Regions from separate parts of the Homo sapiens genome. Here regions 2 and 3 are each linked to region 1. Evidence: chromatin contacts called from ENCODE Hi-C or POLR2A ChIA-PET data. All regions are on one chromosome and are shown on one strand. Each heading gives the region's core, a stretch centred on a gene start or an enhancer-like site at or near the end of the contact. The rest is flanking DNA. Distances are from core to core; before and after follow the strand shown. Region 1 holds the start of PEA15 (proliferation and apoptosis adaptor protein 15). Region 2 overlaps CD84 (CD84 molecule). Region 3 has its middle 19 kb from the start of SLAMF1.

Region 1 (3,663 bases), core at 160-2,659:
TGCCAGTCCCTAGAGACTTACTATTTCTGAATCTCAGAAGAACCCTCAGAAATAGACATTGGCACCCTGATCTGACCGGTGAGGACACTAAGGCTTTCAGGCATAACTTGCCCAAGGAATGGGTGGAACTAGCACGCAGCCCAAGGCCCCTGTGTCTTGTTGCCTCCAGACCTGAGCCTTTCACTTAGAAACTACATGAGTCTCAAAGATGGGTCAACGAAATAGTTTTTGTCCCTACAACACAGAGCAAACATGATATATACAAAGGCAAATGATTAGTGTGTGACAGGGAATGCTGGGGAGAGGAAACAGCAGAGAAATGCTATGAAACCCAGAGCAGCAGGAACTTGGGCCTCTTCTAGGAATGGTGTAGACCCAAGAAAGGAGGGGCTCGTTTGAGGTTTCTGGAGGAGTCTCTGCCAGGTAGGAACTGAGATGAGATGGGTGATCCTGGAAGTGGCACAAACACTGAGGGGAATCCCCCAACCTGGGCCTGCTGGAGTTCCTGGCAGGAAGGACCTACCCAGGGTCAGACTTCTTTCCAGGGCCAAACCCTGCCCAGAGCTGAGGCAAGACCCCTTAGGCTATAGAGATGGGGGTGAAAACAGATGCTTCTCCAATTCTTCCTTTCCTCTTTTCAGTCTGGCTGAGAATCTGGGGGAGGAAAGTCCCTGGGGTAGAGGGGAAGTGAGAGCTGCCACATTGGGCCTGGGCAGAGGGGCAGAGCTAGGAGATGGAGCTAAGTGTGGCTTTGCAAGTTGTCTATATTTGCATGCTGAGCTCACTGCTGCTCTTTTTCTCCCCAGAAAATAAAATTACATCATGGTAGGGGGAAGGCAGGAGTGGGGCATGTTTGGGAAAGGTGAGAGGCACGCAAGAGGGCCTGAAGGCATCATCCTGGAAAGAGAAGATCCAGGGCTCCTCAAGTCCCCATGTGGCCCCAACCCCTCACTCCCAATGTGGATAAGTCTGATCAGTCATTTTCCACTGCGCCCCTGACCCTTAAGGCAAGGCAAGAAGTTTTTACAAATATTAAAGCCAGCAGCTAAGAGAATCCAGCCCCCAAAGGCTTTCCAACCCCCTAAACCAAACCTACTCTGTGCCTCCCAGGGGTCCTAGGCACCGTGGTCATCCAAAGGTCAAAAGGGGAGGAGGGTGCCCTACTGGGTAAGAATTAAATATGAGAATTGTTTCGCAGTTCAGGGGGAAGAGACCGTCTCCGCTCCAGCCCTCCGCCCAATTCTGTCCCCCATCCTAGGAGTCTTCCAGAACCCCAGCCCCTCGGTCCCCCGCCCCCTCCTGCCTCTCCATCCCTCCCCCTCCTCCCGCCATTCCCCGCCCCCCGCCCCTCCCCGGCTCTGACATCACCGGCCAGCCGGGTGGAGTGAGCGGCGCTGGGCTCGGGCTCCGGCTCCGCGGGCGGAAGAGGCGGCGGCGGCGGCAGAAGCGGCGGCGGCGGCGGCGGGAGCCGAGGAGGAGGTTCCGGACGCTGCTTAGGAACCGGGGACTCAGGAGTGCCCGCGCCCTGAGCGCTCAGCTCCAGAGGCGGTGAGAGGGGCGGAGAGGAGACATGTCGCGGGGAAGGGGCAGATTTCGGGGTCTAGGCTTGGAGGGGCAACGATCTGGGACACCGGGGGCCAGACGGGGAGTGTGGGGACCCCGGACGAGTCCACTTTGTGTCAGGCCTCACGGGGTCCGTCCCTCGGTCGGTGCGTCCCGAGCGCCGAGCGTGTGCTGGAGGCGGCGTGGCTCCGGCCAGCCCGTTCCACGCTGAACGGCAGTTTGGGAGTCGGACCGGGGCCTGTGGATTAGGATGCAGCCTGCTTCCCGCCCAGCCGGCTCGGCCAGGCCAGCGCCCGCCCCTCCCTCCCCGCTCAGGCTTCGGACTCGCCTCCGCTGGCGGTCTCCCGGCCCAGCCCTGTCTCGGTTCCGCGGGCGGCTGGTACCATGTGCCCTCACCCCCAGCTCACTGCACCTGGGGAAGAGGTGGGCTTGGCGGAAAGCTTGTCCAGAGGGAAGGAGGAGCTGGGGGTGTAGAGAAGTGATGTATATCTAACGTAAAAACCCTTATTAATTTCATATAATCCGTGTCAAAACTGACAGGGAAACACGCACACCTATAAGGCACGCCAGCACACACAGTGACACACACCCATGTGACTTATACACATAGTCTAGCACACTCCAAATCACAAACGTCCCTGGACTACGCATCCGGCCGCCCACCACACCCCCACTCTGTGGGGTGGGGCATCCCATGAGGAGTCTTCTGAACTGCGGGCTCCAAGTCATCAGTCCGACAGGACAGCTGAGTGGACAGAAAGGGCCACTGTCCCCAAATCCATCCTGATTTTCTGGCAGCTTTTCCCAGCCCCATGGTTTCAGATTGTTCCTCTTTAAAACTGTGGGGAAAGATGGGAGAAAATCTTGGTCTCATTCCTCTAACACAAGGAGACAGGATTTTGCGGACTAATGAGGGTAGGGGCTTCTGGTGGCTTCTCTTCCTGGGTCCAGTTAGGGCTTAGCGTGCTGGGAGTGGCTAGTTTCTGGGTAAGAGTGGCCAAGGGATGGAGGAGGAGGGGGTGGAAGAAACGGAGAGGAAAAAGAATGGGTATGAGTCAGCCAAGAATGGAACCCAAGTCAGAGAGAGAATGAGAGGAATGTGTGTGAGAAGCAGACAGACATCTCCAGAGAGGTCTAGAGATAGTCAGGGAACCAGGGAGAGGGAGGAAGTGAGAGAAAGAGATGGTCAGAGAAGTGCAAACAGTGTTTGAGAGTGCACTAAACAAATTAGGGAGGATGAAGGTTGGGGGAGACCACTGGGAGTTAGGGAAAGTGGTACGTGTGTCTGGGCCCCAGGCTGTCAGAGCGATTAGCTTTAATTGCTCTTCCCTTTGTGGTTAAATACTCCATTGGGGAAATTGCCAGTGATGCCCTAGGCTGCAGGCTTCCCTGGTTGCCTACTTCCTCAATTCCGTGCCCATCATGTGTGGATGTATTATCATGCATGAAGAGGGTCACAGAATCACAGAGCGCCTCACTCTCTCACACAGATCCTCACGCACAATGTCATGATGGATATCTTCACCAGCTGGTAGGCAGCCAACCACTGAATCTCCAAGCCACTCCGACCAAACTTACTCTGTCTTTTGTAGCAGGGATGCTCACCCCTTCCTAATTGCAGCTCCGAATATTCAGATGGGGACAGTGAAGCACAGATCTCAGGAGTCCTAAGTATTCATGGCTACCACTAAGTTGGATAGGTGAGTAGGAAATGCTAGAAGGGGTGAAAGCCTATAGAAAGGAGGAAAAGAGAGACTGAAAGATGAAGTAGAAAGGAAATGCATGACAAAGAGTGAGAGAGATGGAGAGAGACAGAAATAGAAGCAGGGAGTGCCACACCAGAAGAGTGGAAACAGAGATGGGCTGGGGAGAGTCCTAGGCCCCATTCCCCTCCTCGCCATCAGCCGGCCCTCCTCTGCTCTGCCTGATCCAGTGCCAGCTATCTCCTGATGCCCCATCTTGGGTCTGGCTCTTTCTAGACCAAGGGCTGAAGGCTAATCCTTGTCCCCATGCCCAAAGGTAATCCATTTTGCTTCTTGGACTGAAGTGAACATTTTAGGGCCCAGATGTCCTGCCTCTCGTCACTTCCAGGCTGACCCT
Region 2 (3,915 bases), core at 880-3,379, 340 kb after region 1:
TAGTAGAGATGGGGTTTCACCATGTTGGCCAGACTAATCTCGAACTCCTGACCTCAGGTGATCCGCCTGCCTTGGCCTCCCAAAGTGTTGGGATTACAGGCGTGAGCCACCACCCCAGCCGGCTTCCGTTTATCTGTAATTCCCACATGTACAATGTAGTGAGGAAAACAAATAATTAGTTATGCTGTAAGGCTGAATGAGATGAGTTTTAGTGATAGAAGGACCAAAGAGGAAAAAACAGCAGTGTGAAAAGATCCCTGATTAATTTTGATTCCTGATACCAGGGAAAGCTTTACAGAAGAGGTACCTTTTGAGGTGGGCATTGAAGGACATGTAAATGGACATGGGGTGAGGGCACACATCTGGCTGGGACACTCTGCCACACATAGGCAAGGGACTGTGAGCATGCATGGTGCATCTGGAGAGGTGCTCTGAATACACCCCACTGATCCAGGCCCCTGCTCATTTTTCATGCTTCTCTCACTTGGAGGCCCTCTGTCTTCCTCATTCTCTATCCAAATTTCATCCATCCTTCAAGGCCCAGCTTCAGCCCTGCCCCCTCATAAGGTATTTTTCTGACTGTTCATGCTATTACTTGCAGCTGCAGTTCAGCGTTAACTGTAGTGTCTGTGCTGGAATTGTCTCCTGAGCTACACAAGAGCAGACATTATGCACATCTTCTACTTTGGGGCCTTGCAGCTCCTAACATAGTGCTAATGGTAGTTGGTGCTAGATGAGTCTATGGATTCATTTACTGGGACTGATGTCTTTATCTGCCTAATTGCAGCCCATTGCTGTCCAGCCTAGGACTATTCATTGGGATTTAGGAGTTAGCCGATTATACTTGCTAACACATAAGGGAAACACTTCCTTAAATGATCATATGAATGTCTTGCTCAGTTGTGAATGATTCTTCCTCATTGAGGAGAGTTAATGCCTGTGTAAGCTGGCTGGTGATCTGTTTGTGGGGCATGCCAGGGTGGCGGCACTCTGCCTCAGCTTAAACTCTAGTTCTCTGAGTCTTTGGAACTGGGATGAACCCAGTTTCATCATCTGCACCATCATCTCCCAAGTTCCTTCTGGAGAATGACTCTGCTTCTTGCAAGGTCTTCTATTTTGATGGTTGGATTATACCCAGTTCCCCAGAAGTGTGAGAAATATAAGCTGGTCAGTTCCTTTTGGAGAGTGGGAATACTGGGCATGGCTGCTTCTTCTGCTGAGGCTGCTTGGAGTGATACAGAAGGAAATCTTGGCCAGAAAGAAAATCCTATAAGGCTTCTGAAGTAGCACTCCAAGAAAAGTGTCCCAGCAGTCTCTAGACCCTGCAGAAAGAACATTTTCCAACACTCCATTTGGAGAGTGTGTCTACATGGCTGAGAGCCACAACTCTGACAGAGACCCACACAGCACTGTCATCTGTGTTTGGACTTACTAAGCCTGTTATGCCCTGCACAAAGATTCCCAGACAAAGGGATGAGTGTGCTTATATGCAGCCCACATTCTGCTCTCCAAGCCATGCACTCGGGGGAAGGGCTGCATCTGCCTCAAGCGAAGGGTACATTTTCCTAATTTGCTCAAGATGCGTGGTGAAGGCCACGCACCAGGGATCTTCACACATACTGACTGTGAGCAGAGCATCTTGGCTGGTGTGCCATGGCCTATTACAGGTGTGCAAAATATTGATCCCCTTCTCCCACAGTTACTGGGCAGGGTTGTTACCTCCAGTCACAAGAGGCCTCTAGTCATATGCAGCTTCCAGAAGTGAGCAATCTTGCTTGTTTATCCCAGTGTGCCATAAAAATATTATTTTCTACATGTGCTATGATGGGAAGAAGTTTGGGAAAACTATACTAGGTAACCTGCTTTGTCATTCATTCAGAAGGGAGTCATTTCAGGAAGGGTATGCATCCATTTGTCCATTTAGGCACAAGCTATGCCCAGCAGAAGGTTTCCTGCTTTGCTTACAGGCTGAGATGTGGCAGTTTGCAATCTCCCAGTAAGAGTTGGGCAGAGAAGATCTGGATCCAGGGAACCTGCCAGTATTGGTGGTTGTAACTCAGTTTCCAGAGGGAGAATTCAGCCCAGCAGCCTAGATCACAATTTCATAGCTTGAAGTCCCAGGAGGTTTACTGTCCTGTGTGCTGGCTTTCCCCATCTGTGCAGGAGAGAAGCGTGAGAAAATGTTAACTGAGAGGTGCTGCTGGGGAACTCCAGTCCTGCAAGTTCCCAGAGGAGTTAAGCAAATGGCACGGGGGAATGCCTTAGATTTGCCTCATGCTGGGGAAATCTGGGGTAGCAGGGCCTTGTTCTTTGCTGAGTCCCTCATGTCTGCTCCAGCTACCCCCCATTTGGGAGGCCCTGAGCAATTAACTTCTTAGCCCAGAAAAGAGCAATGGGAGGGAATGGGGGCGGGGGCATATTTGGAATGGATTTTGATTATAGACTTGAGGCAACATTCAGGTTCAAGCTACCTGCATTCCTTGTTCCTAGTTGACCCCTAGTTTTTTTGTATCCCAATAACTCCACTTTCACCTATACATAGTGGGGACTCACTGCCAGCATCTCCTGTGCTCTAGGCATTTAGAGGGCTGCAAACAATCTTCCCATTGGTTTGAGGAGTCTTAGGTTTTCAATTAAATACTGACCCAATAATTGTTATCTAACTTGTCTTTAAGGATTTATCTTGAGATGTCACAATCCAGGATTCCATGATTAATCCCTCGAATTTTATCTCCTTCTAAGTTAAGTTACTCTTGTTCCTCCAACTCTCCTTGAGATCCTGGCACAAATATGCTGGGCACCCTGACCCTCACTTCTTGCCTGTCCTCCTTTTCTTCTCCTCTTCTTTCCTCATTCCTCCCCTTCTTTTTCTTTCCCTCCTTCCCTCTCCTGATCACTAAGAAAGTAAATGTCCCTCTATCTGGTTGTCCAGTCCATTTGGCTTATCTTTTCAAGCAAACTGCCCTGTGCTTCAAGTCCTCCTTAAAAGGAAGTAGCACTGCCCTGCTTGTCGAGCTCATAGATGTCCTCCCTATTGCCTTATAGGATCACTCTCAATTCGTACTCAGTTTAGCTTCCTGCTTGGTAACTCAGCTATTAAACAGGAATACTTAGAAAACATGATTCTTTAAGCAACCCTAAAGCTGTCCTGATTGTAGCAGCAGTGAGGACCTTCAGATAGTGACAATCCCTCCTTAGATCCCCAAAATTTAAAGTCCTGTCAGAGGGCTTTGCATATGACAGAGAAGGACATAAGGCACAGGCATAAGGCACAAGGCACTTGGCACTACAAATGGTTGTGCAGGCTGCGTGTGGTAAAAGAGCAGCTGAGGGAGCAAATGAACTGAAATTCAGCTTCTGCTCCATTGCACCCATCTGGGCATCTGGCATGGGCCTGTGTTTGCTCAGAGGGAAGCACCTGTTTTCTCATTTTCACACTGTGAGCTAGCAGTGACCCCAGGTATTATACGGGATGGAGTTCCCATACCGTAGTTCAGAGGCATAGGGACTTCTGCATTTGAAGGGTGGGATCAGCATCCCAAGTAAGATAACTCGTGGATGGCCATTGACCTAGGGAGTGGGGCTTTGTGCATGGGTGGAAGTACATATAGACCAAAAACCTAGGCAGTGGGTCCTGAGAACTACAAGGAGTCCCAGGGGAACCAGCTAGCCCCTGGTTGGATGGACCGGGTGCACCAGAATGGCTGGAAGAGTTAGGAAAGCAAGGATAAAAAGCCAGAAAGGGGTTACCTTATCAGCAAACTGCACTTCGGAATAAACTGTGTTCACTGGCTCTTCCTTGGAGGGAAGCACCTGTAAAACACACATCTTCCCCTCAGTGAGGGAGCCCAGGCCCATCTACAAGTCCCCTTTCCTAATTCTGCCTCTACCCACCATCCTTCCCTGGTCCCACAT
Region 3 (3,567 bases), core at 452-2,951, 460 kb after region 1:
CACCATTGCACTCCAGCCTGGGGCAACAAGAGTGAAAATCTGTCAAAAAAAAAAAAAAAAAAAAAAAAAGAAAGAAAAGAAAAGATTACTTTGGCCTTAGTGTGAGAGAAATTTAGGTAGACCTACAGGCTAGGAACAGATTTGAAGAAATGATGGGTCTTAACTGGAGAAGTAGCAATGAGGTGGGAGAGAAGGAGATCCATTGGAGAGTTATCTCATAGGTGGATTTTTCAGGGTTTGGTGACTTATTGAATGTGGGCTGTGAAGGAGAGTGGCCTATATACTATGGCCTTTACACTTCCAGTTCAGTTTCCCAGTAGATGGCAATGCCATTCTCTAAGAAAGGAAGTATAAGAGGTGGAGATAACTTAGGGGCAAAATTGAGAGCAAGGGGTATAAGATTATTTGTTGGCTTGGGATATGGTCAGTTTAAATGTTTACGGTTCATGCATATGGAGATTTCCAGGGGCTATTTGAAAACACAGAGCTGACTTTGAGAGGAGAAGTATAATCTGAAGGAAAGCAAACAAATATAGAAGTCATATTTTCAACTCCTTCATTTCACCCCAAGAAAGCTAATACTTAGAGACTAAAACTTCTAAGGGACTTACCATATGGCTAGTTTTTGAAAAGCCGTAACCAGAAACCAAATCTCTTGGGTTTAGGTCAATCCACCCATATCCTGATTGAGTTTCATTATGCTCTATTTACCTTCATGGTTCCCCAATCTAACAATGCCTGGCATACAGCAAGTGCTAAAAATGTTTGTGGAATGAATATACTGATTGTGGCCTTTTTTGGTGGGGGTAGAACTGGCCCCACACCTTCACATCATCACTGGAATTATGCCTCAGAAGCATCTTGGAAGTCAGCAGACCTAGGGAAGTCCTACTTAGCCATGAAATTTGCATTTCCCCAGGTACCTCCCAACCCCTCTCCACTTCCTCTGAGAGCAAAACCTCCGTTGTTCATGTCACACCCATGGGCAGCCTTTGTGCTCAGTACACAGACCTGATTGAGAAGATTGATAAAAGCAAAATAGAAAGAAGCCGTGATCTGGGTCATATGAGTTATACAACCATTTCCCTCTTATTTTACACTTGGGGAAACTTAAGCTAAGAGATCTTGTCTTAATTCATTAAAATTAGAGTTGCCAGCCCAGAAGAGAGGAAGGAGAAGTTTGGGACAGAGGAAGGCAACTAATACTTATTGAGCACTTACTGTATGGCAGACTTTATGTGGAATGATTTATTGAGGTTATCTCATTTAATCCTGATTTTAAAAATCATCCACATACGGAAACCGAGGTTTAGAAAGTTTACTTTTCCTGAGGTTCAGAAGCTGGTAAATGACGGTTCTGGAACTCAAACTCAAGGCTGTCTGGCTCCAAAGGTCATGCTCCTTCCCCTATACCACACAACCTCCCAGAAGCTTGAAATGTGGTTCTGGGTACTAGGTATAAGCTTGAAGACCAACCAAACATGCTCATTCCAGTGCTCTCTCTAGGAGCCAACAAGCCCTCCAACATTGCCCCCCTAGAAGGTCCTGCAAAATTGAGTTGTCTAGGGTTTGACAGAGTCCAGAAGACATTTTCGAACATAAGAAGGGCAATGGGTCAAGCCCCAGGGAGTACCCAGTAGTATCAACAAAGAAAGGAGAATGTGTATTTGACTTCCAGCCTCAGCCCTGCTGGTAACTTGCCAGACGGCCTTGGCCTGGCCACTTCCTTCCTGTCCTCCACCAAGATTACAGAAAATTAGGAAATGCAAATTTTATGGGCTTCCCTGCTGACGATTTCTAAGTCTTCTTTGTAGTAATCATTCCTATCACAAAGAGGGTGGGAAACGGTGATTATGGACCAGGGAGAGAGTCCTATTCCTAAGAAGTGGTTCTTGGACTTTGGAGAGGCAACAATTGGTTTGAGTCTTAACAAATGAGTGGGAGTTTGTTAGGTCAACGAGGAGTGGGAGGGGATTCCAGGAAGTGTAAAAGCTTGAGCAAAGGCATTGAGTAAATTCGGGGAACTGCTAGCAGTTCAGGAAGGTTGCAGCATTCAGTGCAAAGGAGGGGCCAAACTAGAAATTGGACAGGAGAAAATCACAGAAACCAAGCCACATAAGGATCAGTAGAACCCTGTAGGCTCTCCAACGAGCCTATCCTTGAAGGATTTAAGCATGAAAATGTTGTCATTATTAAACCTAGGCTTTAAAGAGGTCCTTCTGCTCTGTGTTGCTGTCCTCTGCCAGAGATAGCAAGACTGACAGAGGCTGTGCTCCTGTAGCCTGGGAGCCAGAATGGAGAGACACATTGGGCAGAGCCCGGCAGAGTCACAGGAACTTGTAGTCCCCATCTGTTTATTATTCATGGAAGCTTTCTCCTTTTCTTGATTGGATCAACAGAAAAATAAACTGTCGTCTTTGGCAGATGATTCAATGGGAATTCAAGGGTTTCAATGGGAATTCAAGGTTGAAAATGATAATGTACTCTGAGAACTCACAGGTCTATAAAAGGAGAGGCCTATACAAGGAAAGAAGAGGATGTGGTAAATGCAGAACAGACCCTCAGCATCTTGAAGGACCATCAAGGGGAAATAAGTATTGCAGACCTTTCATTAATCTGTGTAGTTAACTTTTTATTTGAAAATAATGTCAAAAGAGCTGCAAGAAAAAATTATTATTAATAATAGTACAAAGAACACGCTTATAAATATCCTGCAGGGAGGGGTCTACAAGTTGGCTGTGACTGTGAATACCTCTCTGTAATGTTTTGCCCATTTTGCTTTAATATTAGCTAGTTCTCTCTCTCTCTCTCTTTCTGTCTCTATTTGAACTATTATAGGGTAGGTTGCATATGGCATGGCTCTTTATCTTAAATACATCAGTGTAAAGAATTAGGATAATTTCTGACACAACTACAATATAGTTATCACTTAAGTAAATTTTACATTGATAACAATATTCTTGTCTAACCTACTGTTTGCATTTCAATTTTGTCGGTTGACCCTTTGTAACCATAATTTTCCCTCCAGGTCAGGATCCAGTCCAGTATTAGGTATTGCATTTAGTTGTTGTATCTCTTTAGTACCCTTCAACTGTAACATTTCCACAGCTATATCTTCTCCTTTATGACATGGATATATTTGAAGAATGCAGTCTTCCCACCCTTTCCCTTTTTTTTTTTTTTTCTTGAGGTGGAGTCTTGCTCTGTCACCCAGGCTGGAGTGCAGTGGTACAATCTCGGCTCACTGCAATCTCCACCTCCCGGGTTCAAACGATTCTTCTGCCTCAGCCTCCTGAGTAGCTGGCATGCACCACCACACCCAGCTAATTTTTTTGTATTTGTATTTTTAGTAGAGATGGGGTTTCACCATGTTGGTCAGGCTGGTCTCAAACTCCTGACCTCATGATCCGCCTGCCTCAGCCTCCCAAAGTCCTGGGATTACAGCCTCTCTTTTTTAATAGCAAATTCCTCACTTGGGGTTTTTTGGTATTTCCTTATGATTAGATTCACATTATGCATTCCCAGACTAGGTACTACACAAGTGACATTGTACCCTCAAGGTATCAC

What was found. A loop is a pair of places that touch in the nucleus more often than their neighbours do. ChIA-PET counts read pairs that join two places held with the same protein, here RNA polymerase II (POLR2A). Pooled maps may share reads with other maps.
Region 2: a pooled map shows a loop between it and region 1 (2.8-fold over the local background). The contact joins the enhancer-like site here to the promoter of PEA15 in region 1. A Hi-C loop is called at or near these places in 4 of 50 pooled maps. POLR2A ChIA-PET finds 5 or more read pairs at or near these places in 2 of 52 experiments (GM12878 and activated T-cell).
Region 3: a pooled map shows a loop between it and region 1 (2.9-fold over the local background). The contact joins the enhancer-like site here to the promoter of PEA15 in region 1. A Hi-C loop is called at or near these places in 4 of 50 pooled maps.

Annotation. Positions count from the first base shown.
Region 1 is chr1:160,203,975-160,207,637 of GRCh38, forward strand. PEA15 (proliferation and apoptosis adaptor protein 15) reads left to right here and starts at 1,410. Exons shown (of 4, transcript NM_003768.5): 1 at 1,410-1,548. PEA15-AS1 (PEA15 antisense RNA 1) reads right to left here. Exons shown (of 5, transcript NR_123725.1): 3 at 1,364-2,402; 4 at 1,097-1,160. RefSeq lists enhancers at 616-715, 1,066-1,115 and a silencer at 1,266-1,525.
Region 2 is chr1:160,546,167-160,550,081 of GRCh38, forward strand. CD84 (CD84 molecule) reads right to left here. Exons shown (of 7, transcript NM_003874.4): 6 at 3,751-3,813; 7 at 1-2,155. The coding sequence ends at 2,090. The region is part of intron 1 of CD84-AS1 (CD84 antisense RNA 1); the gene reads left to right. Among named protein-coding and RNA genes, the nearest start is that of CD84-AS1, 11 kb to the left of the region's middle. RefSeq lists enhancers at 2,105-2,374, 3,472-3,711 and a silencer at 3,272-3,321. Within about 2 kb of position 2,130, at least 6 of the 41 ENCODE cell types and tissues checked have a DNase peak (open chromatin) inside an H3K27ac peak, as active enhancers do; they include GM12878, where a contact is called at or near this core.
Region 3 is chr1:160,663,975-160,667,541 of GRCh38, forward strand. No RefSeq gene overlaps it. Among named protein-coding and RNA genes, the nearest start is that of SLAMF1, 19 kb to the left of the region's middle. RefSeq lists enhancers at 1,447-1,506, 1,520-2,081. Within about 2 kb of position 1,702, at least 19 of the 41 ENCODE cell types and tissues checked have a DNase peak (open chromatin) inside an H3K27ac peak, as active enhancers do.